3 separate regions of the Homo sapiens genome follow, and regions 1 and 2 are each linked to region 3. Evidence: chromatin loops called from intact Hi-C (ENCODE). Cell type or tissue: PC-9. All regions are shown on one strand. Each heading gives the region's core, and the rest is flanking DNA. Links, peaks and the distances in the headings are about the cores only.

Region 1 (10,978 bases), core at 1,630-9,629, 74 kb before region 3:
AAGGGAGTTGAAAATCTTGCCCACTGCTGTGTACACCAGGAAAATAGTACTAAGTAGTACTAGTATTTTTTAAAATTATAATAAAATACTCATAACATAAAATATACCATCTTAACAATTTTTAAATGTACAGTTCAGTAGTGTTAAGTACATTCACATTATTGTGCAACCAATATCCAGATCTCTTTTCATCTTGCAAAACTGAAACTGCTTTCCATTGCAGCTGAACCATTAACCATTTTACAACTCTCCATTTCTCTTTACCTACAGCCTCTGGCAGCCAACCACCATTCTACTTTGTGTCTCCATGAATTTCACTATTCTAAGCACCTAATGTAAGTGGAATCATACAGTATTCATTTTTTTGTGACTGGCTTATTTCTCTTAGCATAATGTCCTTGAGGTTCATCCATGTTGTTGCATGTGTCAGAACTTCTTTCCTTTTTAAGGCTGAATAATATTTCATTATATAGGGACATTTGTATTACTTCTACCTTTTGGCTATTGTGAATAATGCTGCTATGAGCATTAGTGTGCAAATATCTGTTCAAGTACCTGCTTTCAATTCTTTTGGGTATATGCCCAGAAGTAGAATTGCTGAATCTTGGGTAATTCTATTTTTTTTTTTTTAAAGATGGAGTCTTGCTCTGTTGCCCAGGCTGGAGTGCAGTGGCACAATCTCCGCTCACTGCAAGCTCTGACTCCCGGGTTCACGCCATTCTCCTGTCTCAGCCTCCCGAGTAGCTGGGACTACAGGCACCTGCCACCAGGCCTGGCTAATTTTTTGTATTTTTAATAGAGACAGGGTTTCACCGTGTTAGCCAGGATGGTCTCGATCTCCTGACCTCGCGATCCGCCCGCCTCGGCCTCCCAAAGTGCTGGGATTATAGGCATGAGCCACTGTACCCGGCTGGGTAATTCTATTTTTAATTCTTTGAGAAACCACCATATTGTTTTCCATAGTGGCTGCATCATTTCACATTCCCACCAACAGTCTACAGGGTCCCACTTTTCCCACATCCTTGCCAACCCTTGCTATTTTCTGTTTTTTTTTTTTTGTTTGTTTGTTTAATAGTAGCTATCCTAATGGGTATGAATTTTGATTTGCATTTCCCTAATAATTAGTGATGCTCAGCATCTTTTCATGTACTTTTCTGTCAATTTGTATATCTTCTCTGGAAAAATGACTACTCAAGTCCATTGCCCATTTTTTAATTAGGCTGTTGATTTTTTTGTGGTTGTTGAGTTGTAGGAGCCCTTTATAGATTCTGAATATTAACCTCTTGTTGGATATATGATTTGCAAATATGTTTTCTCATTCTGCAGGTTCTCTTTTCACTGTTGATTGTGTCCTTTGATGCACAAAGTTTTTAAGTTTAGGAGAATATTATTTGTCTATTTTTGCTTACGTTGCCTATGATTTTGGTGTCATACCTAGGAAACCATTGCCAAAAGTAATATTTTTTGTATAGTTTCACAACGGAATCCCACATGAGGAACAGAACAATCAGTATTGTCTAGAATTATAATTATTTAAGGGTCTATCTAGAATTCAAATAGGCTTGGTGGCAAAAAAGAAAAGGAGTTGTTCATTCTTTTAGGCAACTCGGTACTTCCACCCCCTCTATGTTTGGGCATTTTCATATCTTATGAATATTGTGGCATGTGGAGTCTGTTCCCCACTCTAAATGCTGATTAGGCCAGACACTTCATTTCTCAAACTGCCTTTCCCTGGGCTGTAGGCATATGACCTTTGCCCTGCCAATCACATACACCTATACCGGAGATCCTTGCAGTGCCAAGCATTATAGAAAACCTGAGTTCTTGGGCACCAGCAGGGACAGCTGAGGTAATGGTAGTGCTTTGTGTCTATGCTTGCTATGTGTGGCAGAGGTTGCTGCTTGTCTATTCTTTCCTTCATCCACAGTAATGAAACCTCTTCTTAACTGGGCACATGCCATTCAGGATAAAGACTATATTATCCCGTGTCCTTGGGGGCCAGGTTTGGCTAATTCTGGCTAATGAGCTGTAACTAGAAGTGTTGCTTGACCTCTTCTGAGATCTTCCTTAAAGGACAGCTGGAGTTTCATCCGTTCCTCTTTTCTTTTGGCTTGAATGTGTATCAGGATGGCTGAAGCTGGATTAGTACCATAAACAATGAGAAAACTACAGTAGTGGAGGCCCAGCATAGGGGAGCAAGAAAATAGAAGGTGCCTGCATCTCTGGGGCCTTCAAGCAACAGAATTTACCGATCAGTCCTGGACCTCTAGACTTTCATATGAGAAGGAGAAGTATACATCTGTCTTATTTAAGGTCGGTAATTTGGGGTCTCTGTTACTTGCTGCTGAAGTTAATCTTAATCAATGCATTGTCAGTGGTGCAAGCTGCAGCGTGAAGGTGTGCAGGCTGCAGGGGGCCGGTTCTAGGGTGTGATTTGAGGCTTCACTCCTGATTCATTGCCCTGGTCTGGTTTTTCAACCTTAACTTGTGATTCTATGACACACATATCATTTTAATGAATTCCATTCTCTTTAAATCAGTTGGAGTTGTTTTTGATTATTTATAACAAAAAGTCCTTACTGATATGAGGTGAAAATTTCTTAAGTCTTTTTTAGATAATAAACTGAAGTTTGTTTTTCACCACAAATTTCAGCCTTAAAGCTCAGCCACATTTTCAGAAACTCAGGGTGAAAGTTCACACAGAGCATCAGTTAGAAGAAGTTAATTGTGAAAAAGGGATCATCAATGGCCATCCTTTAAATGATGAGACCTCCCGTATGTTTTGAATGATTTAATTTCCAACATATTCTCTTCTGAGTCTTTGATATACGTGCTGACTCCATGAAATAAAGTCTAAGTGTGAAGGGAAGAGGAATTTTAATGTTTATTCTATCTCAGCACCTTGCTAAGTGGTCCTCAGCCCAGGCATTGCTGAGCTGGGGCTGGATTTCTTCATCTTTACAATAACAGAAGAACGCACTTACCAGTGTCTGAGTTATTGCTTACAGACAGGAAGGTTTCAAGCCTCAGATGCTGAGCAGTGAGAATGGCCAACAAAAAGCATGAAGTTAGTTTTGCCTCAAATAAAAGACTTCTTTTGATTCTTAAAATCCTTTCAGAATCTCATTTGGATCTCTGAGGGACAATTATACTTTCTCATCATCTAGTTGTTCAACACCAGTTTGAGCTATTAGTGTACTCATTCATTCAACCATGCCTTTGGCAAACGCTTTTTAATACCTACTCTGTGCCAGGCATTACTTGGCCATCGCTTTCTCCCTGCCCCTTGTCTCAATATCCATTCCACATTCTGAATGAATTCAGTGGATGAGGCTGAAGAGTCTGAGGGAAGCAATGTGATTAATTTATGCATCATGTATCAAGTATGACATGCAGATGCTGGGACGCGGCACTTGAGAACACAGGCTGCCTCCCTTCCTCAGCTGTTGCAGGCGTGCACTCTGTCAAAATGCATGTCCAGAAAGGTCTAAGTCCCTGAAGTGTGGTGTTTATTAAGAAAAGGTTCACCTTTTATATCCTCCAACATTTCTAGTAAAATCATAACCATCCTCAATTTGCAACCACAGACTTCTGGGAATACAGCTATTATTGGCTCCAAACCCTCTCCTCTGTGATTCATAGATTGCTATCTGTGAGGGCAAGAACTTTGCATTTTATTCATCTTTGCATCCCCAGAGCATAGCATGTAATAATCATTTATTATTTATTTATTTTTTTTTTTATTTTTTTTTGAGACGGAGTCTCACTCTGTTGCCTAGGCTGGAGTGCAGTGGCACTATCTCGGCTCACTGCAACCTCCGCCTCCTGGGTTTAAGCAGTTCTCCCTGCCTCAGCCTCCTGAGCATCTGGGACTACAGGCACCCGCCACCAAACCTAACTAATTTTTGTATTTTTAGTAGAGTCAGGGTGTCACCATGTTGGCCTGGCTGATCTCGAACTCCTGACCTCAAGTGATCTGCCCACCTCGGCCTCCCAAAGTGGGGGGATTACAGGTGTGAGCCACTGCGCCAAGCCTAAATAATGTTTTCAAAAAATTTAAATTATTTCTCACAAACAATGTGCATACAGTTTGTTGTCTTTACTGTCTACCCCACACAACTGACCTGGTACCCCCTAGTACTCACATAATTCAGCTTAGAGATCAGTTCCTCAGGGATACCTTCTCTGATACCGGAGCTAAGGTCTGGGCCCCCTATTATGAGTTCAGAGAACACCTTAGGTTTAGGTTTCCACTTTATAGCACTTACTATACTTTTATTTATGTAATGTTTGTGTTCTGTACTGGAATAAGACCCCCAGGAAGTCTGTAACATCCTCTTATTCTCAGTGCTATTATTTATAATCAATGCCTAGGACACAATAGATGCTCAGTAAACATTTCCAGAATAAATGAGTTTTGATCAATAGCATTTTTGAGGCTAGTCTCCCTCTTTTTCTCATCCTCTACTGTACACAGTGATTTACATCCTTTCCAAACTGGTGTTTTTTTGTTTTGTTTTGTTGTTGTTTTTTTTTTTTCCCTACTGTCACTTTCCAATTCCTACCACCTACTGGTTGAACCCATGATGTCTTGGGGACTAGATGTCAGGGTGGCTACACATTTCCATTTTGGAGAGCAGTTTCCTATTTTTAGCACTTCTCCAGGGCTTGGACTGATAAGGCAGTGGAGTCCTTCTGCCCTCAGAACTTTGCCTTTTAACTTCGTTCCTTGGGAATGTGCCTGTCAGGCTCTGTGGAGAAGTTATTCCTCCTTTTGATGAGAAATTGAGACTACCTGAGCTCCTTCCCTGCTTTAAATGAACCACTAGAGGGGGCAGTGACCTGCTCTGCTGCTGCGCCTGAATTGCACCTGTAGGATATTAGGGTTAGATGGATCTTAATGACTTCCTGGGCCACCTTCTCCCATTTTCTAAACAAGTCCCTAAGGCTACAGACTTGGTCAGTGACAAAACTAGGCCTAGACCCCAGATCTTGTGCTTTCTCCTCCAGCATACTGCCTGCCTCCTGCCCTGCAGTCCTTGGAGGACTCTTGCAGGGTCTGGTCTACGGATATGGATCAAATTTTTTTTTTTTTTGAGACTGAGTCTTGCTCTATTGCCCAGGCTGGAGTGCAGTGGCATGATCTCAGCTCACTGCAGCCTCTGCTTCCCAGGTTCAGGTGATTCTCATGCCTCAGCCTCACAAGTAACTGTGATTACAAGGATCTGCCACCATGCCCGGCTAATTTTTGTATTTTTAGTAAAGACAGGGTTTCACCATGTTGGCCAGGCTGGTCTCCAACTCCTGACCTCAAGTGATCCGCCAGCCTCGACCTCCTAAAGTGCTGGGATTACAGGCATGAGCCACCACACCCAGCCAGCTATGGATCAATTTTGACAAGTCTGATTAACTCACCAAGAATTCCTTGGACCACCAATGCAATTATCCACATTGATTTATGAATGGTCCATAGCCACACATATGTGTGTGGGCTAAAGGGAGGAATAGCAAGAGGTAATGGAAATTATGCTCAATTCCACCACTTGTGGAAAACAAGATGTAATGGACGTTGCTAGCTATTGTCTTTTTGTCATCCAAGCAAGCTTTCTCATCACCCTTTATTCTGGTAACTGCCTTCCCTCCTCCTCACTCCCTTTGCAGAGGCAGGGGCCAGTTTCAGGTCTGGCTAATCACAGCTCTCCATTCCTTCCCACTTAGTAATGGTTCAGGGGAAGGTAAAAACTCAAGCTGACTTTATTAAAGTCCTTCCCTGAGATTTCTGAGTTTAAAAACAAGAGAAGCAGTGGTGTTTTCTCGGGGTCATGGTACCATAAGGATATGAAGTTAGAAGACTGTGACTATCTTTGTAACCAAACAAAGAAGACCTGCTATAGGAGCAGATCAGAGAGTTAAGCAGAGACTCAGAGAGAAAAGCTGGATGTAGAATTGAATCATGATCCCAATTCTTCAGCCCTGGAGCCAACATCTTTTTTCAGGTTCTTCAAGTTACCCTACTTTATTATGCCTGGCTACATGGGCCTATCAATTCCTTTCTTTTGTTTAAAGATAGTTGGAATTAGATTTTTATCATTCACAATGAAGAATTTTGATGAGAAATTCTAGAGGCCAAACATACCAAAAAATACCCCCTGTTTTAGGTTAACAGTTTGTCTGTAGTCACTGTGGGTGTAGGGTAATATCGCCTTTCCTCTGACCCTAAACTAAGGATGGATAAGCCTGAAGTCAGTCTTTCAGTATAAACCTCATGGGTGACTAGTGATCAGCTTTTTGTATTTCCTCACTATTGTCTGTCTTGGTCAGCTCAACCAGGAAGGACAAGTTGCTACTGAGGCCAAGAGCACAGGTCAGGTGGCTTAGTTAGTTCTTTGCTGTCTACAACACAAGACTTATTCCTCAAATATCCAGCTGTTTTGCAACCTGTACCTTTGAGTGATGTGAGCTAGTGTGGCATGTCTACACTGACTCTGGAAGGCAGCATGGGGTGACAGAAAGAGCACCAGACTGAGCCTCGGGAGAGAGGGGTCCAGTCCCAACCCCATTCTTCTCTTATTGGAAGACCCCCAGCTGAGACATTTGACTTCTCTGGGCCTTAGTTTATCAGGTTACAAAAAAAGTGATACTTGGACAACATGATCCTAAGATACCTTCTGGCTCTAAAATTACATTATTATCAAAGAACAGCTCAAATGCATCCCCTATGAATGGCATTGACCTCTCTGTTCTTATATCAAAAATATATCACAATTTAACTCACTGTTTTTTCATTAGTCCTTAGGGCAAGCCATGTGCAGTATCATTAAGTATCTTTCAAATACAAATCTCTGCTTCTGGCACAAAGGAACCCCTGCCCTCCTTAGCAAATTATTTGTTACCCTTAGGCCTATTTCAGCTATGCCAGGGAAAGCGAATCTCTTCTTCTGAAATATTCATTACTGTGAAGCAGCGATTCTGTACTTCAGGGCCTAGAAGGGGAGAGATTTCTTTGCATTCTCACCTCTGCCGCCCAGACTCCCTTTGACACATCCACCTCCCAGACTGCAGAGCGGAGGGTTGCTAGGAGACCAGGGTGGCAGACAGGCAGGATCCAGAGGGGCTCAGCTAGTTGGGAAAGCTGCAAGGGTGAACACAACAGTTGAGTGAAAAAGGAAACAAATACTTCCTGGACTCTTGATCTAGTTTTAAAAGACTAAGGTAAATACACATGGGGGTGGGCTGGGGATGGAAAGGGAGGAAGTTTCGGGGAAGAGCATATAGATGAGAGGTGGGGATGCAACATGAAGTGCTACAGGAGGTGAGCACTGCAGGAGGCTGTGTAGATGGCAGACACCAAAGGCTTATTGCTCAGAGGAGATAAAAACAAAAGTCATTTTGATTGACGACAGTCCCGGTGAACCTGAATGAGATTAATAGTCATCTGCTTTCCTCAGGGCTACCACGATGGCTGGGTGCCTGCAGGACTGCTAAGATCCACTGACTGTCTGATGCCCTCTCTCCTGGGCCTGAGCTTGTCTCCAGGAAGCACTGATGCAAGTGCAGATGCATTTGAGTTGCTCCGAATAGCAAGGGGGTGATCCAGTAGAGCTCAGTGTTACTGCGTGGGGAGCAATGGTCAACTGGACCCTGATGGGACACCCCTAGGACACAAGGTTAAGACCACTCTAAAGCAAAGGGCACTCTACTTAGTCATGCTGTTAGCAAGGCCACGAGGTTGCTTGACGCAGTGTCTGGGCACATGGTAAGAGCTCAAGAAATGGTTGTTTTTTAAATTGTTGTTTTTATAAGGGTCCTTACCGATGGGTATTGAATATTCCTCTACTCCCTTCACCGCTAAGATTTTGCTTGTATAATTATTTTGAAGTGATATGAATTACAAATATCTTTTTCTTTTTTTTTTTTGACAGGGTCTTGTGCTGTCACTCAAGCTGGAATGCAGTGGTGCAATCAAGGCTCACTGCCGCCTCAATCTCCCAGCCTCAAGCAATCCTCCCACCTCAGCCTCCCGAGTAGCTGGGACTACAGGCACACGCCACCATGTCCAGCTAATTTTTAAATTTTTAGTAGAGATGAGGTCTTGCTATGTTGCCCAGGATCGTCTTGAACTCCTGGCCTCAAGCGATCCTCCTGCCTTGGCTTCCCAAAGTGCTGGGCTTATAGGTGTGAGCCACCATGCTCAGCCATAAATGCCTTGTCTTTTTTTTTTTTTTTTTTTTTTTTCCTGACAGTCTTGCTCTGTCGCCCAGGTGGAGTGCAGTGGCACAATTTCAGCTCACTGCCACCTCTGCCTCTCAGGTTCAAGAGATTCTCATGCCTCAGCTTTCTGAGTAGCTGGGATTACCTGTGTGCACCACCACACCCAGCTAATTTTTTTGTATTTTTAGTGGAGACAGGGTTTCACCATGTTGGCCAGGCTGGTCTTGAACTCCTGGCCTCAAGTAATCTGCCCACCTCAGCCTCCCAAAGTGCTGGGATTACAGGCGTGAGCCACTGTGCCCAGCCTGCCTTGTCTTCTTTTAATGGCCCTCTATGGGTTTCATGTCCCATTCATATACCTATGAGAATTACACACTCAGGGTCAGTTTCCTTCAGCCAATCAGCAGGCACCATTCACAGGTACATTTGCCCACATAATGCGAACCTGACATGCCCAAATATCTAACTCAATAAAATTTGAACTACGTGTTACCATGTCTTGCCAGGAAAAAAAATCATCATCTTTATTTTATTTCTGATTTTTAATTATGAAATGTTTTATTCATGTTTAATGTGGCACGTGGCCTGCCCCAGAAGTCATTGCATTTTTTGGGGTACAGCATGATCCTCAGGTGAGTCTATTGCTGTTCTGTACAAAGCAGCCTCTGCTTGAGGTTATGGCTTACTGCTCATAGCAGCAGCAACAACAGCAGCAACAGCAGCAGCACAATAACAGCAAGCTCTGTGTTAAAAGGAATCACATCTTAGAATGATGTAATGTTTCCGGGCGTGCGATGGTTGGGTCACATGAGGTCTGACATCATCTGGAGCAAGGAGCTTCCAGGAATGCTGCCACTAGCAACTTTACCGGGCAGACACTGGAGCACAGCTCTTTCAGGAGACAGAAAAGAAAACAAAGCAGAGGAAAACCAAAGCTACGTGCCAGCTTCAAAAATCTGAGCAGTCAAATCACAAGGGGAGAGAAAGAGAACTGTAATACTTACTCCAGAGACTCTAAACCTTCACTTTTCAGCACTCAGACAAATTTGTAATTGAAAGGAACTTGGGAGGCTTTATCTGGTTCAAACTTCTGCCTCTAAGGAAGAGTCTATCTAAAACTTCAAAGCATATAAAAACCTCTAGGAGAATGATGATGCATAACCTCCTTTGGTAAGTGGCTTCAATGTCACTATCTTTAGGGCAGTGGACTGGCTCTAAAGACTCAGCCGGCCTAGCCCCATGTCTGGAAGGGGTGGCCACAGGGGAGGGTTTGGCCTCCAGCAGAAATTCAAATGCATTCTTGTGAGACGAGAGATGGAATCTTGGGGAGAAAAATGTAAAGGTCAGTAAATAAAGCTTCTATAGCCTCTTGGATGGACTAAATATGTTTTTTAAATTCAAAGATTTTCCTTTATTAATTATGATGATATTTTTAATTGTAAAATTTCAAATTTGTCAAAAAACTGCAAGAAAATGAAAGGAAATACTAATATATATCCTTCACCTAGACTCACCAATTAACATTTTTCCATATTTGCTTTATTTTTCTCTCGTTAGTGTGCATGCATGCATGCATACACACACATACACATACATACATAAATGTCTTTAGGTAATATTGCCTAAACAGACACACACACACACCTTTAGGTAATATTACATATACATTACATAAAAGGAAAAATAAAGCAACCTGCCTATCAATCAATTTTCTGAAACATTGTGATAAAATGTACACATTTTTTACAATCAAGGTCACTTCCTCCTCTCCTTTTCAATCCTCTCACCCGTGTTGAGAATCTCTTCTTTAGAATCAAGAAGTTTGTTCTTGTATTTGGCTTTCTCACACTTAAAGATAAGCTATATAATTTTACCCTCTCAGTATAAAAAAGAAGACAGCTGTCACTACCATAAACATACTGTCTGCCTCTTGATTTTCACCAAAGAAGAAAGGCAGGTGCTGAGCATGTAAAATGGCTTCTCTGGAGTCCTGGCCAAACAGGACAATGGCCAGGATTCAAATACTTTCAGTTTCCATCCATTTTTACCAACCACAGATGAGTAGAGGTTGTTCTGTGACACTGAGTGTTTTTGTTCTGTCTCATATTCAGCAAAGGTTCCTTAAGGAACTTCATGGGCAGAGTACTCAGCTGTTCAACTCTGAATCCTTCAGTCACTACTCTGCCATCTGACTCCTTCGACGTGTGAAGCTTTTCATATAAAAAGATAAGCTGTAAAAAGACCTTTCTGCTGAACCCTTTCTTAAACCCTCACCTTGCCTTCCCATTTCTGCATACTGTGTCTTCAAACACTCAACATACTCCAAATATATATGCATGTGTGCATCACCACTAAAGTTAACAACTCAAACCAACAGTGGCCTATTGAGCATCTACTATGTTTCAGGGTTAGGTCCTGGAGATCTCTGGCATGACTCCTGCTCCCCTGGAGTTTAAAATCTAGCAGAGAAAACAGATATTAAATATTTGCACTTGCGATGCCTGCTATATTGAGAGAAGCAGGCCAGGCATGGTGGCTCTCACCTGTAATCCTAGCACTTTGGGAGGCTGAAGTGGGCAGATCACTTGAGCCCAGGAGTTTGATACCAGCCTGGGCAACACAGCGAGAGCCCATCTCTACACAAAATTTAAAAATTAGCTGGGCATGGTGGTGAGTGCCTGTAGTCCCAGCTATTCAGGAGGCTGAGGTGGGAGGATCACTTGAGCCCGGGGGGTTGAGGCTGCAGTGATTTGCGATTGACCAACTA
Region 2 (10,978 bases), core at 1,512-9,511, 120 kb after region 3:
CCCCTGGAGAACTTTTGTCTTTATTTATGAAATATGTGTAGAAACACAAACCTTTGAATGTTATGGCAAGAAATCATCAACTGACAGACACTTCATCCTTTTAAGTGTTTTGGTTTACAAAGCTGACTGATGATACAGAATTTCAACAATTGTCAGCCATCTACTATAGGAATGGAAATCCATTTCTTCACTATTATGGTTTCTTATTTTAATGGCCAAATTTCCTGGATTTGATCATTGTAACCAATTCAGCTTCATTTAGGAATATCGCATTCTTCATGCAGCACTTTTTATAGTGTCTATTTGTGTTTTCAATAGCAATACACATTTTGGAGTTTTAAGCAAAAAGAACCCTGAAATATCTTCCTTCGTTTCTGCTCCCTAGAGGATAACCTTTATGAGGCCAAGAATTTTGTTTAATTTCTTCATTGGTTTATCACAAATATTTGGCACATAGTAGGTGCTTAAGAATTATTTTATTGAATAAATAAATTTATAAAAGTACATATGCCACTTTTAGGGGGAAATTAAATTATTTCAGCTATTAGCCTTTGGAGTTACAAGATTCTAGATTAGATTCCCAGCTCAGTTTACCAATTGTGTGACTTGGGTCAAATTCTTGGGGTCTTGGGAATGGGATTTCCTCATTTGAAAACTGGAGATGACATCTAATTTACAAGGTAGGTATGAGGAATGCCAGTGAAGACCTAGCCCATAGGAGGGCTCTGAAGTGTTAGCTTTTGCCCATCTGTGGATCTCAAAGCGCTTCTCAAATCTTAGTTATATGGACTAGGCAGGTAAAGTATTATTCTCATTTTGCCCATGGGGGAAAATGAGAGAGGAAAGACAGACACAATTGGCCAAAGACTTTTTGGAAATCTAGCTATTTAGCTCCAGTTAACAGTTGGCTTTCCTCCTTCTCTAGGCTGGCTAGTGATGACTTGGAATTTAGCATACTCTTTAGGGGTTTGAGGGAGGTGATTATGTAGAGCTTCTTTAACTGTTCCTTGTGTCTTTGTTGTAACTTTCAGTGGTGAGGAGGGAACCATGGGTTACCAGCCCGGGACTTGAGATTCTACCCATCTGGTAGTGGGTGGGACCGTGGGGATTGAAAGAAATGATATGAGAGCAAATGACGACATGCTCGTTGACTTTAAAATGTTATTAATAGCCCGCTGCCTTGGTCACAGCAATTTCCATTGCAACTTTCCTCTGGAATTCCTTGGATTGGGAAATAGCAGCTTCAAAGTCTCCTTGCTTAAAGAAAACTGAGACTGACCTTTCGCTGACAGTGTGTTTAGGGGTTTGGAGTGGAGACTAAGCCAGTGACTCTGGATAAACATCTCCATATTGTGGTGTGAGCTTGTGTTGCCTTCCCTCTCCATGCTGGAGGGGATTCTGGGCGTAGAGGAGGCTGGAAAGGGAGGATTTGCCCATATGTTTGCAAGGCAGACTTACAGGCCCCAGAGCAAAGCCCCAACCCCAGCAAAAGAGAAACACATATGTGTTGCATATTAAACTCCTACTAGGATGGGGGTGGTGTGGGAGAGAGGAATGCAGAGGGACAGATAACAGAAACTTTGAATTGATATTTCCTAGGGAAGCTGGGTTTGTCTGTCTCCAGCATCATCCTTGCACTGGCAGCATGACTGCAGAGAAAGAGCAAACTGATGAGTCTTGGCAGAACATTTCCCATTACTCAGTTTTTGCAAAATATGGCTCTAGACACTTGTATGTGGTGGGAAACTCTCTCAGATATCACTTAGATGCCATTAATGCTCCATTACTACATCTGTTTAAAAGGCTCCTGTTTTTAATTGTGACACATTTCAAACAAGATGCTTTAAGAACATATTGAATAAAAATGTTCCTAGTTATGAAGGACTGGGGCAGTGAGGGTGACTTGATTCTTCCATCCTGTCATTACTCAGGTGGAATTGGCTACAGCTGACATTTCAAGAACAGAGTGGTGTACTAGTGGAAGAAACCAGGACCAGACAGGGTCCAGGGTGGGGAGATGTCAGTCGACCACATGGATTTGGGGAGGCCCACGCAGAGGATCCAGAAGAAAAGAGAAAGGCGCACTAGTGTGAGATATAGACAGGCGTCCATATCAGCAGGGGTCTAATTGACAAATTAGGAGAGTCAGCCAAAGCCTTGACCATGAGGTTCTAGGCATTCATTCCTCCACAGCAGAATCCCAGCCAACAAAGTGGGCTTTGAGCCCTGCCCAAAGCCCAGGGGTAGGCAGAGCTGGACTGTGGGCTCTGTGAGGCAGGGCCTGCTCTTATGTCTATGTCTGTATCTGGGTGCCAAGAGTAGTGCCTGATATGAACATGCATGCACCTAATGGTTAGTGGATGAACAAATGGAAGAAAACAAAGCAAAAGCCAAGCGAAGCTTTCCAGACTGAGTTAATCCTGAGCAGGGCAGGCAGGTCAGGGGTGGGTAGGTGTGCAGGCACTTAGGATAATGATAGCCCATATATCTGAGGCAGCAGACTCGAATAGGTCCATATCCCACCAGTGAGCAGGCTGAGGTTGAAGGACTATATGCTGTCCATGTCACAACTGACTCACGAACTGCAGAAGGCAAAGCTTTCCACTGCAGAAAGGCATTCATGACCTCATCCCAAAGGACTGGCAGAGGTTGACCTCTATAGGTGAGCTTTGGAGGTATCTCTCTGGAGGGTGTTTCGTTCCCTTATTTGACATCCTTCTTGGGGCTACAACTCTATCAATAAATACACAAACACTCAGGTCAAACACACAGCATTGTAGATTTAGAGAATTTGAAAGCTGGAAGGGGCTTTAAAGACCATTTAATCCAACCTCATTGTCATACAGACGAGGAAATTGGGACCAAAAGATAAATGACTTGTTGAACAGGGTCTAAGTGTTTTCTCTTTTATTCTATTTGTTTTTTCAGCTTTACATGGTTTTTGTTTCATGTCTTGCCCCTAATAGACTGTGAGTTCCTCCAAGGAAACTATTTTTGTAATATCATGATCTCAAATACACATGGCATAATTTTATGGACAAGGAGTCTAAAATACAGCTGTTGGCTGACTGATGGAATGAGTGAGCGCATACATAAAAGAGGACATTTTTTAAAGGGCAAGTGAGTCGTTTTGAAAGTCTGAAACCCCGCGTAATGAACAAGCTACTGAGAGCCCAGAGAGGTGCTCCTCCTCTCAGGCATGTTCAATCTTCAGGATTCAGAAATTGTTCTGAGTAGAAGTTGTATTTCAGGTAACACTGCCTCTGCTGCATGGCCTGGTAATGGAAACTTAATGGAGATGGCCCTGGGGGGTTATTATTTCTCAAGACAAGAGGATTCAAGCCGGGACAGGAAGGGCCTTTCCATCTTAATTTACAGGGCCATGCAGCAGAATAATCATGGGTCATTCTTTTAAAATGGGGCTTCCATGTTTCGAAAGGAAAATGGGAAAATGTAGCATGGTGGCCTAACTAGCTAATTGTGTTAAGCACAGTGGCTGGAAACCAAGAGTGTACATCATCGTCACCTGCAGAGTGCCTTAAAAGCACATGCCCAAGCCCTAAACATATTTTGGGGATGGGGACTAAGCATATTAATTTTAAAAAACTTCTAAGGGGATTTTGATGTGTACACTGCTAAACTAACCAACTGCATTAGAAGAAGAAACCAAATAATCAGAGAGTAATCCTTTGGCATCTGTCTCCGGCAAAGTGATATTTCACCTGTAAGTTTCAATTTTGAATGGTTTCCACCCACTGTCACTCCTCACTCCTCACCAGCATCCAAATAGTCTTCCTCCACTTATTAAAACTGTTCTCCCAAAGGATCTGTTAAACGTATTCATACCACACTGTAGATAACTGACAAGGCTTAATACTTTCATTTTAGGGTTAATTGCATTTTTTTCTTTGAAATAATATTAATATGACTGAAAATGCAGAGGTGACATCCATTGACTAGAGCAGGGTTTCTCAACCTCAGCCGGGCTGGTTAATTCTTTGTTGCAAGGGCTGTCCTGCTTTCTACCTACTAGATGCTAGTACCACCTTCCCAAGCTGTCTCCAGACACTTCCAAATATCTCCTGGAGGTCAAAATTGTCCCAACTAGAGAATCAGTTCAAAATTAATATGCTTGTAGAGTTAATTGAATTTTAACTATGGTCAAAAGACAGTGGTGACTCTAATTATGGAATTTTAAGTCTGAATTAGTTCATGGTCAAACTGTTTGGAGAATTAGAGAAACTTTCCTGGTGTCCCCAAATCTAGGCATATAGAACACTCACCTAGAAGTAAAAGTGGCTGTGAGGAAGTAAACATAACCCTGGTCAGAAGGGGCTCAGGGAAGCTGGAGGGCAGGCGAGGCAGATTCTAGAAGTCCAGTCACTGAAGGGCTGCTCACTTTCTGGGGCTATCACAATACCCCAGAGTCCCAGGACACTGGGCAAAAGATAGCCTTGGCCCTACTACTCAGCCTTTCTGTAGAAACAGCCACAGTTCAGAAATAGTGTTGCTGTTTGCTATGAAAAAATAAAACCATAAAATAATAACTCTATGAAGGGTACAGTACCATCAGGCCAAAGAGGCCTCTGCCAGGAGACATTTCTGAAGTCTGAAGGTGTGCGTAGGGGTAGCATAAATGCCATGGTTAATTTTTAACTTCCCCATTGGTGAGTCCTGAATCAGAGGACAGTGTTTCTATGGTGTCAGGCGATATTCCTGTTCACGCTGAGGTGTCACCTGACAGGCACCAGGTGAGTAATGTACAGGGTGGTGGCACCATTGTAAGCCTCTGCCACATCTCTGAGGGCCCAGCTTTAATTACACCAGGATCCAGTGTTTGACATTTGTACTGGGTGACACTGTTCCTTCCTGCTACCTTTCCATTGTTCCACCCTCTCTTAGTTGCAGCATTCTGGCAACTGTGGTTTCACATTACTAACTCATTGCCATGGTTTCCATTTGATGTGCGATGACGTCACAGCTGATGAGGAATGGAGCTTCCTTTTCACTCTGATTACAGCCTGCTACACTTCTCTTTTCACACTCACTATAATACAGTGAATGCTCACAGTAATCAGCTCTCTTTCATATGGGTTCTGCCTTTCACTGAACATGATTTCCAGTTGATCATAGAACAGGCACTGAACAGAAATAAAAACTGGAGTGTGCAGGATCAGTGGTTGGCATCCAGGGGCAGGTTTGGTTCATTATCACGGGGACAACCTCAGGTATAGGCATTGAGGACAAATGGGGGGAAATTACAAATTCTATATTTTTTAATGTTTTTGATGTTTTGTTGTTAAACAAATACCAGATTTTAAAAACAAAGGGAAGTAAAAATACATCAAAAACTACTTATCATCGCACCACATAGAGATAACCACTGTCAGCATCTTCACTCATTTCCTACACTTTATTCCATACATATGTGTAGCAGAGATGGGGAATTCCTTAATGAAGATTGGGTATGTGGACATCTCCTTACACTCAGCCAGACATATATTTGTGTTTTGTTATCCATGTGCACAGAGACTTTGGCATTCTGGGTGAAGGAAGAAAGAAGAGAATATACATGGAAACCCAGGGGTAAGAGAAAAGGACAACAGAGAATGTGGCATGGGGAATGCTCTGCTGGGTCACATTGAATGGTTCTGAACCACTGTGGAAAAAAAGGAGTTAGAAAGAATCAGATGCCGAAGGAGCCAATTTTCACAATACTCCGAGACTCAGGGCAAAAGCAGCCTTGTTCTAGTAGCCTATGGGTAAAAGAAGACACAGAACTGAGGGGAGGACTTTTCCCCTGAGTCCACCACAAACCGCCATGGAGCTGAGGCAGCCTGAAGTCTCAGGGGCATGGGAGGGATTTGCCTTTTGGATTTCTCCAATGGGATGTCTTACAGGCACTTCATATTTAGCAGATCCAAAACTTAACTCAGATACTCCTCTTGCCATATCTGTTCCTCTTGCTGTGTTCCTGACCATGATTATCACCATCACCTACCAGCTGTATAAGCCACACACCTGGGAGTCCTCCTAGCCTTTTTCCTCCTCCTCTCATCCTCCATATCCCATTGACCGTCAGGGCCTACTGAGTCTACACTCCAATTTTCTTTTAAATCTATCCCCACTGCCACTGTCCTAGTCTAAGGCAATACCATCTGGTCACCCAGATCATTCCATAGCTTCCTAGTAAGTAGACCAGCCTTCAGTCTGAGCCCTCCTCGGTCCTTCCTCCCCAGTGCTGCTGGAGTAATCCTTCTAACACAACAATGAAAGCAGGTCACTGCGGCTCAAATGATGTCAGCGGCTTTATCATCCATGTTGCCTGGCTTTTCACAGGCATGTCTTGCAGTGCAGCCTTATAACTCTCTCAACACAACTCTGTATCCTCCTCATTCTTCATGCTTTTATAATGTCAAGCCATGTGACACTCCCTAAATATACCATGTTTTCTCTTTTTCCTCCTCCCCCTCTCTCATTTGCAGCTTCCCATACTTATCTTCCTAAACACTACTCTTTTTGAAATGTTTATTTCAAGGGTTTCTTATCTTTTAAACCATCTCAGACTCCCCTGGGGATTACCCCTTTTCCTATGTTTTTATTGTAGCATCCTCACAAATTCACTTTAGTTCCTTCGCATTCTGGTGTCGCTATATATTAGTGGGACTATGTCCCCATTAACCTGTTAGATCTCTTGAGAAAAGGGACATGTCTTTTCATCTTGAGTTCCCCAATACTTAGTATTGTGCTTAGCATATGCTAGGTGCTCAGTAAATATTTGATATGTGTGTGAACGAATGAATCAATCAATCAATAACAAATGACAGACAAACTCCAACCCCCAAACCTAAAAAAAAAAAATCCAAACTTTCCCCTTGCTCTTAGTGTAGATACTGCTCATCAACATAAGGCAAATTCTTCCTGCGCGTCTCAATACAGAGGAGGCGAGAACTCACAGAATCACAGAATTAGAGCACTGGCTTTGGCATGAGAACACCCTGAGTTAAAATCTGGCTTCTGCTATTTATTAGCCACATGACAGTGAATCTCCTTGAGCTTCTGTTTTGTACAAACTTAAGTTTGGCTTTGTGATCTTATTCCTCTTTGGTGCATCTGTACAACCCAACTGCTTATTCATATGACACTGCTAAAACATGCCTTGCCTTCTCCCCCACTTTTTTTTTTGGAGACAGAATCTCCCTTTGTCACCCAGGCTGGAATTCAGTGGCGTGATCTCGGCTCACTGCAACCTCCACCTCTCCAGTTCAAGCGATTCTCATGCCTCAGCCTCCCGAGTAGCTGGGATGACAGGTGTGCACCACCATGCCTGGCCAATTTTTTGTACTTTTATTAGAGACAAGGTTTTGCCATGTTGCCCAGGCTGGTGTTGAACTCCTGAGCTCAGGCAATCCACCCACCTTGGCCTCCCAAAGTGCTGGGATTACAGGCGTGAGCCGCCACATGAGGCCTATTACTACATACTTAATAGGGTTGTTACGAGGATGGAATGATGTATTTTAGGTGAAGTATTTAGCATAATACCTCGCACATAGGAATTACCCAATAAATGACAATTGTTGTCATTTCTTTTGTTTTTAGGTTTTATTTCACTATTGTGTCATCCACTCACTGGAAACTTCTTAGTGTCAAACACCCTTTTAAGAGTCTGTACACATATATACAAATTTTACAAACAATTGCAAGAGTTTTACACAACTCCCAAAGCAATTTCATGGAATCCATGTTGATAATCTTCACACTAGGAAGTAGAAGAGGAAAGGAAGACATATCATTCAAACTGTATTTTGCTTTTTGGAAAAAAAATCTGAAATATAATTATAAATTGTAAATCACTAGGTGAAAGATCACAGATGCATCTGAATTTCTTAATACCTCTGGCAAAATGCCATCAAACCAAAATACCTATTTAAGAAAGTTGAGAGGTTTGAAAAATTTAGCCCAATGACTTACTTATCCTAACTTTCTGGTGGATCCAATTTGCCCAACAGTTGTACCCTGGCCAGTGGTTCTAGTGACAAATTTTGGGATAGATAATGTCCATGGGAATTCTTTAACCATAGAGTGACCTGTGCTGGCACTATTGAAAGACATAGCATAGGAAGATTTTTAATATACGTATACCCCGAAACCTCCTAGAAAATCCTAGAGACTTTCTTTCTTACACAAAGAAGAAGTTACACATTGTAAAGTAAGTGTGTTTCTGAGAGTTAACACATTTGTTAGAAAAACTCAAAAAAAAAAAAACACTGGGCATTATCCCCAGTCTTCTCCTGTTAGCTGGGATTAGTGTAGGACTAGTGGCTGGAAATGCCTCTTAGACACTGACAACATGGCAATCACAGCCTTATCAGTGCTTGTATTTCTAATAGAATTTACCAGGCAGCACCAGTTTGTTTTATATCAATACAGGGATGCAGAGTTTTTCTTTTTCAATAAATTAATATTTTAAAATAAATGCACAAGGGGTTCTCATGATTTGATAACTATGGTGTTGAAATATGTAAAAAGTGAAGAGTTCAATTAGGAATTGTCCACTAATTTGAATATTTTATTTATAAGTTTGAATTTTAGCATTTAAGATGTTTAAATAACAAAGTATAGCTATACAAGGTCCAGCTTGTAACAGAGCTTGAGGTCGGTCATCTGTAATGCACTTTTTCTTTCTAGTTTGGGAAAATACCTCACTTGTTTGACCCTCATCAGGACTGGAATTAATATTTTAACCAAGCAGAAAATTGCTCATCTCAGATTGGCAGCCGTGCCTGCCAGTATATAGTATTTTCTAGGTGGCCATGATAGATAAGAAGAGAGCGTCACAGTTGGGACAAAGAAACATCTGTTGCATGACCTGAAAGTAACAAATTAAATGTTTAACTCTCCTGTCATCCTTGGCCACAGTGGTGGAGTCTGCTGATTGTTCCCCATTATCTTCCTTTAATAGGACCCCTTCTGTCAAGTTTTGACAGGGCCCATGGATGACCAGCAAGAGCCTCCTTTTAGTTATAGGTGGTCATGTGCCCAAGTTCTCACCAGTGAGATGCAAGTAGAAGTGACCTGCAAAACTTCCCTGTTGCATTACATCCTTAAAATAAATTTGATTAAGTTCTTATTTTCCTCTTTTTCATTCCCGGGGATTAGAATGAAAATGAGATGGTAAATCAGTTTGCTTCATGGGGATTTAAACAGCATTCTGAGGAAGGGATAAGCCACAGGATAAAAGGAACTACAGCTACCCCTCCACACTGCACTGTTTGCAGATCTCTGGCCTGTTATTAAAGAGAGACAACGAAACTTCTATCCCATTTAAGCCACTGCTTTTGGACTTCTATATCCAAGCAGCTTAGCTTGTATCCTCAATGAGCCACAGTCTCCATTATGATGATACACAGTGGTGTGGATAGCCTCTCAGATGGTCCCCAATGATCCTGCCTCGTGGTATATGTACCTTTGTATAATCCCATTCTCTTGAATGTGGGTTTGTCTGGTGACTCTCTTCTACCAACAGATTGTGGCAAAGATGGATGATGGGATGTCACTTCACTGATTAAGTGCCAAAAGGTTGCAATCTCCTCTTGCTAACAGACTCTCTGCCTTGCTGGCTTTGATGATGCAATTTGCCATGTTGGAGCTGCCTATGTGGCATGAAACTGAAGCAGGCCTCCAGCCAACAGCCAGCAAGAAACTGAGACCCTCAGTCCAACAGTCCACAGGGATCTCAATCTTGCCAACCACCATGTGAGCCTGGAAATAGATCCTTGCCCAGTTGAACCTTAAGATCACTACATCGCAGCTGACACCTTGACTGCAAGTCTGTAAGAGACCCTGAAGTGCAGGAACTTGCTAAGCCTGCCCAGACTCTTGACCCACGGAAACTGTGAGACAATACATGTGGGTTGTTTTAAGTTTGGGGGTAAGTTGTTATGCAGCCAAAGGTAACTAATGCCACAGAGACATCATTTTATTTTCATACAGTGATATGTAACAGAAGTAGTGTGTTGAAGTCAGAAAGTGAATTTTAAAATATCAGAGAAGGGGATGAGCTTGACACTAACTTAGGACTGCATACTGCAAAGGACCTCAGTTCTTTGCTGTGGACACTGAATCCCAGGGTGTGATCCTCTGCTTTGGAGATCCTTAGACTTGATTTATTAGCAAGCCCAGGGTTGTTCAGGCTCAGGGGAGCTTAACCAGCTAAACAAACTCCGAAGAGAGCTATATCTAAATCAGAATGCCAATTTGTTAATTTACTTTTATAAATAAAACTGCCAAGTGGATCAGATAAGTTATATCTTTGTATGTTAGTTCTTCAAGGCTGAGTAAAGTGCCACCTTATTTGTTTTTCTAGTCTCTCTCTCTCTCTCTCTCACACACACACACACACACACACACACACACACACTCTCTCTCTCTCTCTTTCTCTCTCTCTTCCTTATTCAGAACAGACTTCTACGCACTCAAATATTGTATCTCCTGATATATTGATGCCATTGAGTAGGCCACAGCTTGCTTTTCCAAGCAGCCATGCTCTATATCTGGTTAAACACACTTGGGGTAGACACCTGGAAGCCCAAGTGAGCATGGATCTTCCTGTCTAGCCCCCTTCCTTGGAACTGGGTCCTTCTCAGCTGCAAGATGACTTTTCATCCACATTCTTTTGGAGTTCTAGGACAAGGCTCCAGCTGGACTCTGGTCATTAATGCCAACCATCTGCAGTAACTCCATGCCTGTGCCTACACTGGCTTTCTATTTGCTCCTACCTCCTGCTTACAATGACTCCTTTACCCATTGTAACAGACTCTTCTGGTGCCCCATCTCACATTATCTCTGCCTAGCTTTTACTCCAGCCACCGTACTGACAACCAGCTCCAGGCAGGTGTAAACCTGACAGCATGTTGCTTCAGCTGCACCTTGTTATCATCTGATTTTTCTGGGGCTTCTCAGAGGCCTTAGGGTAGAA
Region 3 (10,978 bases), core at 1,605-9,604:
ATTGATATGATGATACCAAAAGCTACCAGCAAAGAATCTGTTTTCTCTCTTTCACATAAAGGTTGCAACTGACCCCACACAGAAGGACAGCTCTGCAGAGATAGAATATGGTGGGACTCCAGTCAAGGTGGCAGTTTTCCTGGGTTTCTGGTCCTGGGGGGCCTCAGCAGCTGATGATTCTCATATGAATGAATCAGACTGGAAGGTGCTAGGAGTTGGTCCTCCAGGACCCTCCCAACGGTGCTGGAGGCTGGAACTGATGTATGCTTGTCCACCAAGAGCAATGACAGGGAGCCACCTTGGGTGTTTTGGTGCACTTGCTGCAGTACTGGGTGGAGTGAAGTCCAGTTTCTCAAAGCCTGTTTCCTGGGCATCTCATCTCTCCAGCAGACGTACGCTTTAGGGCTGCCTGAAGTAAACAAGGAAACAAATGGATGTATAATTTAAGGTCAGGTGATGAAAAACGCTACTGAAACATAAAGTAGGATAAGGGGATCGTGAGTGAAGATTTGGTGGTTATTTTGGGGTAATGAGAGGAATCCTTTGAGGAGGTGACATTTAAGCAGAGGCTTAAAGGAAGTGAGAATAAGACAAGTGCAAAGGGTTGGGGAAGAGAATTCCAGGCAGCAGGAATGGCAAATGCAAAGGCCTGGAAATAGGAACTGGCTTGATGGGTTCAAAGACAGCAAGAAGTTGGGGGTGGTTGGAGGATTGTGAATGATGGGAGAGGAGGAGTGGGAGGTGAGGTCACAGGGGTGGGAAGGGATCAGATCACAAGAGGCCTCAGAGCTCAGGTAAGGAGTTGTTCTTTCTCCCTTTCCCAATAGCTGGCATGCACGGGAGTGAGGAGAATATGCCGGATCTGAGAGCCAGCTTTGTTGTTTTTAGGGGAGCTGAGGCTAGGTGGGTGAGTGCAGGCAGGAGCACATCCTCTGACAGGGAAAGTCAGTGGAGTCACCCTTGCTGGGCCAGTTGCTGACAAGAGGATGAGCCTCAATTCCACGACTGCCTAGGATGTTTATGGAAGAGTGGTACCTAGTAATATAAAAATTATATTGTTGTCCTACTGAGGCATCTGTCTTTTCTTTCTAATCAGTTTAGCTATGTTTCAGAGAAGAAAGTGCTCTTTCTTAGCCCATCCCTTAACCAGAACCTGACCTTGTGTAACTACACCCTTGTCCTTTGCTTGAAAAGGGTGGGGTCTTTTTCATTCAACCCAGGTGTATCAGATTTTATACTGGGTCCCCCCACCTTTTTTTATTTTTTTGCTAGTTATGCCACTGTACATTATGCTTACAGTAGACGTACAGCTCTTAAGATTATTTTAAAGTTTATATCCCAATTCCCCTTTCTAAAAGTTTAAGATGGTGGTCTTTGTCAGTTTGGGCTGCTATAACTAATTACCATAGACTAGCTGGCTTAAATAACAAGTTTCTTACAGTGCTGGAGGCTAGAAATCCAAGATTGGGATGCCAGTATGGTTGGTTCATCCAGGTTGCAGACTGCTGACTTCTTGTTGTATACTCACATGGTGAAGGGAGAGTTCCATAGCCTTCTGACCTCTTCTTAAAAGGGCACTAATCCTATCCAGGAGGGCTTCACCCTCATGCTCTCATTATCTCCCAAAGCCCCCTCCTCCAGATATCATTACAGTGGGGGTTAGATTTCAAAATATGATTTTTTTGGGGGGGACACAAACTTTCAGTCCATAGCAGATGGAGTTAAGTCATTTTAAAGGTTAGTCATGGATATATCTTAGATAAAAGCAACTCTGCAAGATTTGAAGAATCAGAAGCAGAAAAACACTCCCAGAAATCAACTTGAGATGAACATGAAGGACTCCCGGAAGGTTCTGTAAGTTTGGTAAGGCATTTTGTTGGGGGCAGCACTAGCCCTATAAAACATTACAAACCCACATATACCAAAAACACACTCTTGCTAGGCCTATACAATCTCAGGAGGTGTTACTAGCTGAATATTCTCACATGTGACCGCTATATCATTTTAGGGATCTGTTAAGGTTGAAATTAACTCAGCCTCCTTTGGAAATGTTTGTTTGTGGCACAAATGTCATTAAAGTAGGCAATGGAATCAAGAGTCATCTAATGCAAACTTCTTCTCTATGAAGCAATTTCTTCTACAATCTTTTCTCAGATAGAGTTTGAAGGACACCCGCTCAAATTGGGACAGGTCTCTCACTTTCTTCACAAAGTGACCCATTTCCTTATAGGATGGATGACTTTAGTCTAACATTCTCAAGGGTATTTCACAGAGGACTTGCTTCAGGAGACATTAAGAGATGAGTCATGAAAACTAAATTAATAAATAAAAGAAGAGTTTGATTCTGTGGTCAGTTAAGTTTGGGACAGCTTCTTGGAGAAATTTAAAGCATACTAACACATTAAAGGATTTGACGAATCCAGCAATGAAGAAACCTGCTTACTTTGACTAACTCTAAGATCCCCAGACTTACCCATGGCTATTAGCATTCAGCTGGAGAGTAGCCCGTGGGGAAATAATCTAGGGGAAAGCTGTCTTAATTGTTGGAAATATCCTCATTTATTGCATAAAATTAGTCTCCCTGTAACTGTCACCCACTGGTTCTACTTCCCTCAGGAGTTACTATGAATAAGTCAAATCCTTGCTCCAAAGGTCAGCCCCTTGGCTAGAAGAAGCTAACATGTTCCTCAAAGGTTCTCTGGACCAGAAAACAAAAACAAAACCCAGCTTCAGTCACTACAACTGCACCTTGTCTAAGATCACGCTATCCTCTGTAGTTTGCCCCAGCCCCCTTAATGTGGGCTGTCCAGACCTAGGCACAATTCCCCAGATGTGGTTTTACAAATGCAAAATACGTATTCTTTCCCCTTGATCTGGACACCACACTGGGGCTGGTGCAGATTGTATTTACTTTCGTAGCAGCCCTGTTAGCTGTTGTTTCTTTTTAAGTTAGTGGTCAACCAAAAGCCTCCCAGCCTTTTTCCCTTGACTGATTGCCAAACCAGTTCTCCCTCATTCTCTATTCATAGGGTGGGTGTGAGGACATACTGCTTCCTGCCTTGTCCTTTCTCAAGCTTCACAAACAAACAAGGCCACTTAATTCCTATTGGCTGGCTCAGCCCCTCTCTGTATTCTAAAACCATTTCAGACCCTGCGTGGAGAGACATCTGCAGACCCAAAATCCATCACTTGTCAGCGTTCCTCAGCCTTGTTGCTGACCTCACTCTGATTTGTCCTCTAGGGACCAAGCCTTTGGCTCTTGCTTTTTTGAGACCACATATCAAGTCCCAGAGTCACTGCCTGATTTCTTTCCTGAATACTGTCTTTCCTAGTTACTCTTGGATACCTGACTGGTGACTGCTGAAGAGCAAGCTGGGAGAGCCAGCAGCGTGCATACTTTGCCAATGCCACGTGCAGCCACCTTCTAGGCAGGCACCTTTCATCCTGTTTAGACCTCTCTGTTGCTGGCTACATATCTATCTCAACCTTTGCCTGTTTTCTTGTAGGAATCCTGCTCCCTCTCTCTGACACCTGTGGACTTCTGTTATGAATGGCAAATACATAGCACATCTGCCATCCTTCCCCTCTCCTTCATCCATCACAGATTTTGGTAATCAGCCTCAGCACTCTTTCCAATTCAGCCTGGACACTGTCTCAGATACTTCCGTAACACTGTGCTCCAGGTAGCCTTGCCCCGTCAACTGGAATTGTTATGCATGTTGAAACCTATTTGCTATCCTGGGCTATACCATTTGCCTCCAAAAAGTAGGCCTATCCTTACTGTGTTAGTATTGTTTTGGATATAACTTGTTTAGTATTTTCATAACTTCTAGCTTAATCTAGAAGGCTTTATGCATCCTGGTATTGTTCTGTCAGGACTATGCCTCTCTTTCATGTAGGTAATGGTTAAGAGCACGGGCTCTGGAGTCAGACGGTCTAGCTTCAAATCCAGATTTGGGAAATCTACCAATTGTATGACCTTGGCCAATTAACCTTGTGAACCTCAGTATTCTCATTTGTAAAATGGGTGTAATAAGAGTACCTACTAAATATAGTTGCCTTAAGGATTGAATGTGGAAATGTTTATACAGAGTTTAGCACGGTATCAGGTATACATTAAGAATTTAATGCAGCAAATATCAACTAAACACACACACACACAAATTACTTGTCCCAGCCCCACTTAAATCATCATTGAGATTGTTTGGGATTACATTATTAGAATCATATTTAAATTACTCTGAAAACTTTCACCTTCTATTAACCATGATCCCCTTTAGAACTTCCGGGCTTAGTATTTTCCTTATGTTGTCTCTGAGAGCCTGACTTCCGTTCTCCCTGCTAGGCTATCCCCAGGCGTTTCCTTCCTTGATTCATGAACTCTAAGATGACTAGATCACCAGGTCGGCCCCAAGTATTATCTGCTGTATCAGCAATTTGGCCATGTTTGAGTCCAAATAGTGATTCCTCTCTTCACTCTTTCTGCCTTCTCATTGAAGCCACCCTAAAAATAGAGAGCAGTTCCCTCAGGGCAGATAGATTTGTGCAATGTATGTGTAATGCAAACCAAATGTTAGGATCAGGCCCAGCCACTCTGGAGCCCATTTGTCAAAAACAAGCAAGACTTGAGGCACTTTCTCTAAAGCACAGTAGCCAAATCTTCCACATGGAGTCAGTTTAAGCTGAGCCAGTGGCAAGTGCTAGGAAACTGCATTATCCCAGGCTGGCTAGCTCTGTCTCTCCCTAGGTTATTTTCAGAGGTCCTGGCACTTCCAATTAAGGGGTCATTGCGAGTGCACTCACTGAGTGCATGTGAAAGGGATCATATTCCCAAGATGAGGCTGGGAGAAGGTATTAGTCAGCAGCTGTGAAAGCGGCTAGCAGGCTCACAGGGCCGGGAGCACACATTACTGTAGGATTGATCATGCCACCTACACTCTCACCTCACACCCTCTCAACACACCCACACCAGGCTCTCTTTTTTTGTCTCTGATTCTAAGAAAGGCTCAGGATTAAAGGAACACAAGCTGATTAACCAGAATCCTGGTCATTCCAGGTCCTGGGAGAGGGAGTGACAAGGTTTACTCAGAATGGCATGACATGGGCAAAGATACAGGGAAGACCAGGTCCCAGATATCAGAAACAGGACCCAGAGTGGGCACTGGTCTTTGGAAGTGAGGCAGAATTTTAGGTCCCGAGGTTGGACAAGTGGCGAGTGTGAGTGTGATTGGTTCTGACTCTTGATTAGGCAGAGATACTTTAAATCTCTCCTACTCCAGCATAGGCTCTGCAGATGGAGATAAGCCTGGGCCAGGTAAGAATCAAAAGTCCCCTGCTATGGGAATAAGAGGGGACCCCAGACTAGGAACTGGGCTGGACCTCAACTATGGCACCCTGGCCTATACCAATTCATTTTGCTATGTCTTGTTTGTGTCAGCCCCAGTGACTCTTCGAGGGCAAGGGACATTCTTAATGTTGGCTGACAGGCACCTGTCACTCTATCCCTCTCCACCTCTCCAGGTTACACTGCTGTGATTAAAAGTAGTGTGAGGCCAGGGAGTCTGAGGATTCAGGTGAATTTAACAAAGTCAGGCAGGTAGTTACCTGAGGTGACAGACAAATATGCTGAGAATCCAGGACTCGAAAAACTGAAAAGATAAGACAGATGGGGTAGGTAGAATGTGGCAAGTCCAAGGAGAATAGCAAGGCTCAGTGGTCTTAGCTATGTCTGTAAGGTTACAGTGGCCCGGAGGCTCAGGGTTCCACAGGTAGAGGGGTCTGAGGCAGTGGTCCCAGAGAGCAGGAATACAAGCAAGCCCTGATCGCAGGCAGGATGCAGTGCTCTTCTTTCATGCTCCCTTACGATTAACCACAAGGTGGTGTAGGTGGCCCTGAGTGTAGGTGGGTGTAGGTTGCCCTGGGTCCTTGGGTAAGAAATTGCCAGAAACCTGTGGGTGCACCCTGCTTCTGAAGGAATAAAGACAGAGGTTCCAGTATAGCTGGAAGGTCTCCTACAGTCAGTGTGTGACTGTTGTTGGACTAGATACAGAAGTCCTCTTGGCCATGGAACATTTTGTTTGCCCAGGCGCCAAACTAGTATATGACAGTGGATCAGTCACCTGGGGGCCCAGGGGCTTTGTTCATATTTGTAAGAGGTTGATGGAGAGGCCCTGAAGTGGTAACACAGGCTGGAGACTCTATGGACTTTGGGATTTCATCAGAAGGATCATGGGATATGGAAAGCACTAAGGAGTATCTGTGCAAAGCTTTGAACTCTCCTTTCACTGTCTTTATGTCAAGCATCACTGTTATTTAGGAGCTTTGAGATCCCCATATAAGAGTCTTTTGTCAAGTTAAAAGTTAGAAGAATAGTAATAAACACTGCTTTTGGGGAAAGTTGTGGCAATTTGAAGAGCTGCTGATAAAATAGTTGTCATCTTTCCGTTCTCTGAGCCCTATGTATTAACTGGCTACTTCAGGAAAATTTGCACCAAGTATGGAAGACAGCAATCTGAACATCAACTTCTACAATTTAAAACTTTCTGGAACTTTCTTTTCCTATCCATTTGTTGTTTAGCTAACATTGTTGGTTAGTTCCTTATACATATTTACCAGAAATAAAAGGGATCCAGAAACTTCTGAGAGGGATTATAAAGCAGGTCTGCTATCTCTCCTCTCTCCTGTAAGTTGAGAATCAGCTGAGATTTCCCAGAGGAAAATTAATTCCATTTTTGATGCTTCTGAGCAGCCATAATGCTGGAAGTGTGAGTGTGTTCATCTGAGACGAGGTCAAGCCTTGCCCCTTCTCATTTGCCCTCCTTTAATTCTTCAGCGGAGCCCAGGATTTCAGGTTCTGGCTGACAACAAGTACCCCTACTCTCCCATGCCTTGCCTCTGCTTTGAGCAAATAAACCTAAGCCGAGCTCTGCCCCGACCAAGCTTCCCCATCGGTGGCCACTTTTTCTCACCAATTTCATTTGTATAACCCCTGGCTCTCCGGAGCATGGTATTGTGCATGGGGCTAGTGATGCTTGTAGACCAAGGCTGAGCTGCTTTTGTTATTTACATTCAACTGAACAACCACTTAACAATAATTCATCTCTGGGTTTAGTGAAACGATTAAAATGGGGTCATTGTCCTCATGGAGCTCATGACCTGACCCCTGTTGATAGCATCTGTGGCTCTGGCCACAGGAAGGTGCATAATGGTGCTATCCCTGGGCTGCCACTGGATGTGTTCTGTGACCTCCTTTGCTGGCACTCCTGGAGTCAGAGGTACCATGTGTAACTTTCTGTCAACACAGCCTCACCCATGAGAACACTAACACCACCTGACCTTGCGGTTACTTTGTTCCAGGCTTTCTCCTCCTTCTTCTAGGGTTCGAGCTTTCTCAATCTTTATCCAGGGCCTCAGCTCTTGAATAGCCCCTGTGGGAAGCTCCTTTCTGTGTTAGCAGGCAGCTCACTTTCTCTTGGAATATGTTGGCAGAAGAAGGGTTTAGCAAGTAGGAGGGAACCCTCGTCATGTTACTACATTTCTGTGTCCATGATGTGACTTGAAATATTAATCCAATTTGTTGTGCAGGAACCCTGGATAGCAACTCCTAATCTTGCCTGAATTTCAGTAAAATGTGGGGGAACCCAGTGATCCCATATAGATTGATGGCAAAGAGCTTATCAGGTAATTTCCTAATATCCAGGCACTGGCCCATTGTCACTTAGCATCTAATCTGTTCCTTGCTCCCAGGATTCAAGGAAATATTCCTGATGATATCTCTATTTTCTCTTCCTCCAGATGGGCAGTCCTCTTCAAAAAGCTCATAAGCAGTTCTGGCTCACAGGTGTCTTAAAATTGTAGCATTGCCGAGTTAGCAAAGAGTTAGAAACATTTATATGCCTATCTATAGGAACATCCTTGTCTTAGTCCATTTTGTACTGCTATTACAGAATGCCACAGACAGGGTAATTTATTATGAACAGAAATATATTGGCTTATGGTTCTGGAGGCTGGAAAGTTCAAGATCAAGGGGCCAGTATCTGGAGAGGGCTTCTCTTGCTACATCATCCCATGGTGAAAGGGCAAGAGAGGGCAAGAGAAAGATTGAGAAGAGGGCCAAATTTATTTTTTATAAGGAAACTACTCCAGCAATAGCAACATTAAATTCATTCATAAGAGCAAAGCCCTCATGAACTAATCATGTTTTAAAGGTTCCACCCCTTTATACTTTTACAATGGTGATTGAGTTTTCAACACAAGCTTTTTGGGGTACAGATTCAAACCATTGCAATGGTTAAATTCAAAACAACCTATAAAATGATATGCAGCGATTTCAAAGAGTGAAGTAGATCTATAGACACTGATGTGGAAAGACATTATGGTTATGTTGTTAAAAGTAAACAAAGTTTTATAACAGTTTATAGTATGATCCCATTTTGAGAAAGTTCTGTATATCAAACTGTAATTCAAATATACATCAAACTCTATAATGCAGTGATTATTTCTGTAAGAGAGATGAGTTTACTGGAGACAAGCATTCTGCTTGGCGTATATTGCTGTATTGATTGAGTTTTATAAGCATGTGTTAGCTTTATGATAAAAAACTCAACACATCTGAAATTATGTCAAAATATGGTGTGTTCTCATTTCATTAAATGAATAAATGAATAAGCTATGGTTCATACATAGAAATATTCCTTCCATATACAGAGAAGAGGTCTCTGAAAAACCAGTGAAAACTGGGCATGTTGAGTTGTTGTATCAGTTAGGGTTTTTGGGTGAAAGTAACAAAGACCCACCTTAAATGAGAAACAGGAATGTATTGGGAGAAAACTGAAGGAAGGGTTGAGCAACCTGGCCTCAGGGAGAACTGGACTGAGGTCAGTTGCTGGGATCTCAGTATAGGAGCCCACAGACCATCACTATGTGTCTAGGGTAGTAGGAACCATGGGACACAACCACTGCATGACTCAGCAGCAACAGCATAGAAGTTCTGTGTCTCTGATTAGGATCCAAATTCCCAGGAAAGAGAATCTGCTTGGCCAAGATTGGATATTTCCACCCTGTTAACCCAGGTGGGTGAAGAGGACTGTGATGTGTGGCCCGCCATGGGACTTCACGCATCAGAAAGGGAGTTCCACTGAGGAAAGGGCTGCTGTTTCCTTAAGGTGAGATGAGATGTAGAGCAGATAAAAATCAACAGATTTCTACTGTAATTACTATTTTGAGCAATGGCATAAAGTTGTACTGAATCAGCCATATTCTCTTGCCTGTTGTGACCCATAGCAAGTATTTTTGACAGAAAAATGAATAGAGAATAGTAATAATATCATCCATGACAAAATGATATAACTGATGTCAATTAGCTCATGAGACTTAGAGCCACGACATTGGCATCATTAATGTTGTGCTTGAACTGATCTAGTTAATCATCCATGGATAATATGCCCCACTCACATGCTCCCTGGTGGTCCCTGCTCCCCACAGGTCTAGCGGAACAGGGCAGTGCTCTAACACTGGTGTCAAGCTGGTGAGAGGCTACCTCCCAGGGTTTCCTTCTGACCATTTAATGTCAGGCAGTGCTCAGGAGTATGAAAGAAATCAGGCAATTTTCACAGCTATAAAGTAATGGGGTCAGACCACACGATCTGCAAATTCTTACCCAGCTCTGACGATCATGTTTAATTCCTCAAAAAGTTGTCAGGCTCATGAATCAGAGCTGTATTAAAAGTAAAATGCCATTCAGCATATCAGCCTCAGATTTGTTTTGGAGTTTGATGCAATTTTATATTCACATTTTGCTGACTTTTTAGATCAATTTTCTGAACATTGGTTAGATAGCGTATGTTGAGATAACATATTGCCTAGAGTAGATTTCAATGATGGCTTCCTGAGATGAACCGTCTGAGAAATCTGCATCATTATTTATTGTGTTCTTGTCTTAAAGATGTATTCGTTAAGGTTCTCTGGAGAAGCAGAACCAATAGGAGATATATATGGTGAGAGAAGGTGAGAGAAAGTGAGAGAGAGAAAAGAAGGAACTGACATATGTGATTATGGAGGCAGGCAAGTCCAAATCTGCAGTGTGGGCTGGAAGCCTGGAGACCCAAGAGAGCCAGTGGTGCAAACGAAGTCTGAAGGCAGTCTTCTGAAGAATTCCCTCTTGCTTGGGAGGAGGGGCACTTATTTCATTCTAGTCAGGCCTTCAACTGATTGGATGTGGCCCACCCACTTCATGGAGGGCAAGCTGCTTTACCCAAAGTTCACAGATTTAAATGTTAATCTTACACAAAACACTCTCCAAATTGACACATAAAATTAACTATCAAAAAAGGGCTGGGCGTGGTGGCTCACACCTGTAATCCCAGCAATTTGGGAGGCTGACGAACTGAGGCAGATGAACTGAGGTCAGAAATTCAAGAGCAATCTGGCCAGTGAAACCCTGTCTCTACTAAAAATACGAAAATTAGCTGGGCAAATGGCAGTGCACGCCTATGGTTCCAGCTACTCAGGAGGCTGAGGTAGGAAAATCACTTGAACCTGGGAGGCGGAGGTTACAGTGAGCTGAGATTGCACCACTGCACTCCAGCCTGGGTGACAGAGCGAGACTCCACATAAAACAAAACAAAACACAGAACTAAGTATTGTATTCATCTCAACAGACTGATTCTTCTATGTGTGTGTGTGTGTGTGTGTGTGTGTGTGTGTGTGTGTGTGTGTGTGTTTTGAGACAGGATCTCACTCTGTTGCCCAGGCTGGAGTGCAGTGGCGTAACCATGGCTCACTGCAGCCTTCACCTCTTGGGCTCAATCGATCCTTCCATCTCAGCCATCTGAGTAGCTGGGACTACAGCCATGCACCACCACGCCTGGCTAACTTTTGTATTATTATTGATTTTTTTTTTTTTTTTTTTTGGTAGAGACAGGGTTTCACCATGTTGCCCAGGCTGGTCTTGAAATCCTGGCCTCAAGCAGTGCACCCA

Evidence for each region. Hi-C counts contacts between places; a loop is a spot of excess contacts. Peaks named below come from ENCODE experiments on the same cell type or tissue, not always from the same donor. Only the 100,000 strongest peaks of a DNase experiment are listed, where the experiment ranks them.
Region 1: a loop joins it to region 3, with 5 times the contacts of the local background. A loop is called at or near these places in 4 of 110 quality-filtered maps.
Region 2: a loop joins it to region 3, with 9 times the contacts of the local background. A loop is called at or near these places in 2 of 110 quality-filtered maps.

What each region holds. Positions count from the first base shown.
Region 1 is chr1:220,291,596-220,302,573 of GRCh38, forward strand. No RefSeq gene overlaps it. Among named protein-coding and RNA genes, the nearest start is that of RAB3GAP2, 25 kb to the left of the region's middle. In PC-9, for the core only: CTCF peaks have their summits at 4,826 (motif pointing right) and 5,026; DNase peaks (open chromatin) are centred at 4,826 and 9,026; H3K27ac peaks cover 1,123 bases.
Region 2 is chr1:220,482,708-220,493,685 of GRCh38, forward strand. It overlaps LINC02779 (long intergenic non-protein coding RNA 2779), which reads right to left and starts at 4,851. Exons shown (of 3, transcript NR_185879.1): 1 at 4,568-4,851; 2 at 4,284-4,476; 3 at 458-2,733. LOC105372928 (a long non-coding RNA gene) reads left to right here and starts at 5,031. Exons shown (of 4, transcript XR_922615.1): 1 at 5,031-5,228; 2 at 5,530-5,586; 3 at 9,527-9,931. In PC-9, for the core only: no CTCF peak of the experiment used is centred there; a DNase peak (open chromatin) is centred at 4,814; H3K27ac peaks cover 1,644 bases.
Region 3 is chr1:220,365,698-220,376,675 of GRCh38, forward strand. No RefSeq gene overlaps it. Among named protein-coding and RNA genes, the nearest start is that of RAB3GAP2, 99 kb to the left of the region's middle. In PC-9, for the core only: a CTCF peak has its summit at 5,865 (motif pointing right); DNase peaks (open chromatin) are centred at 3,014, 3,394, 4,504, 4,874 and 1 weaker place; H3K4me3 peaks cover 1,291 bases; H3K27ac peaks cover 4,857 bases.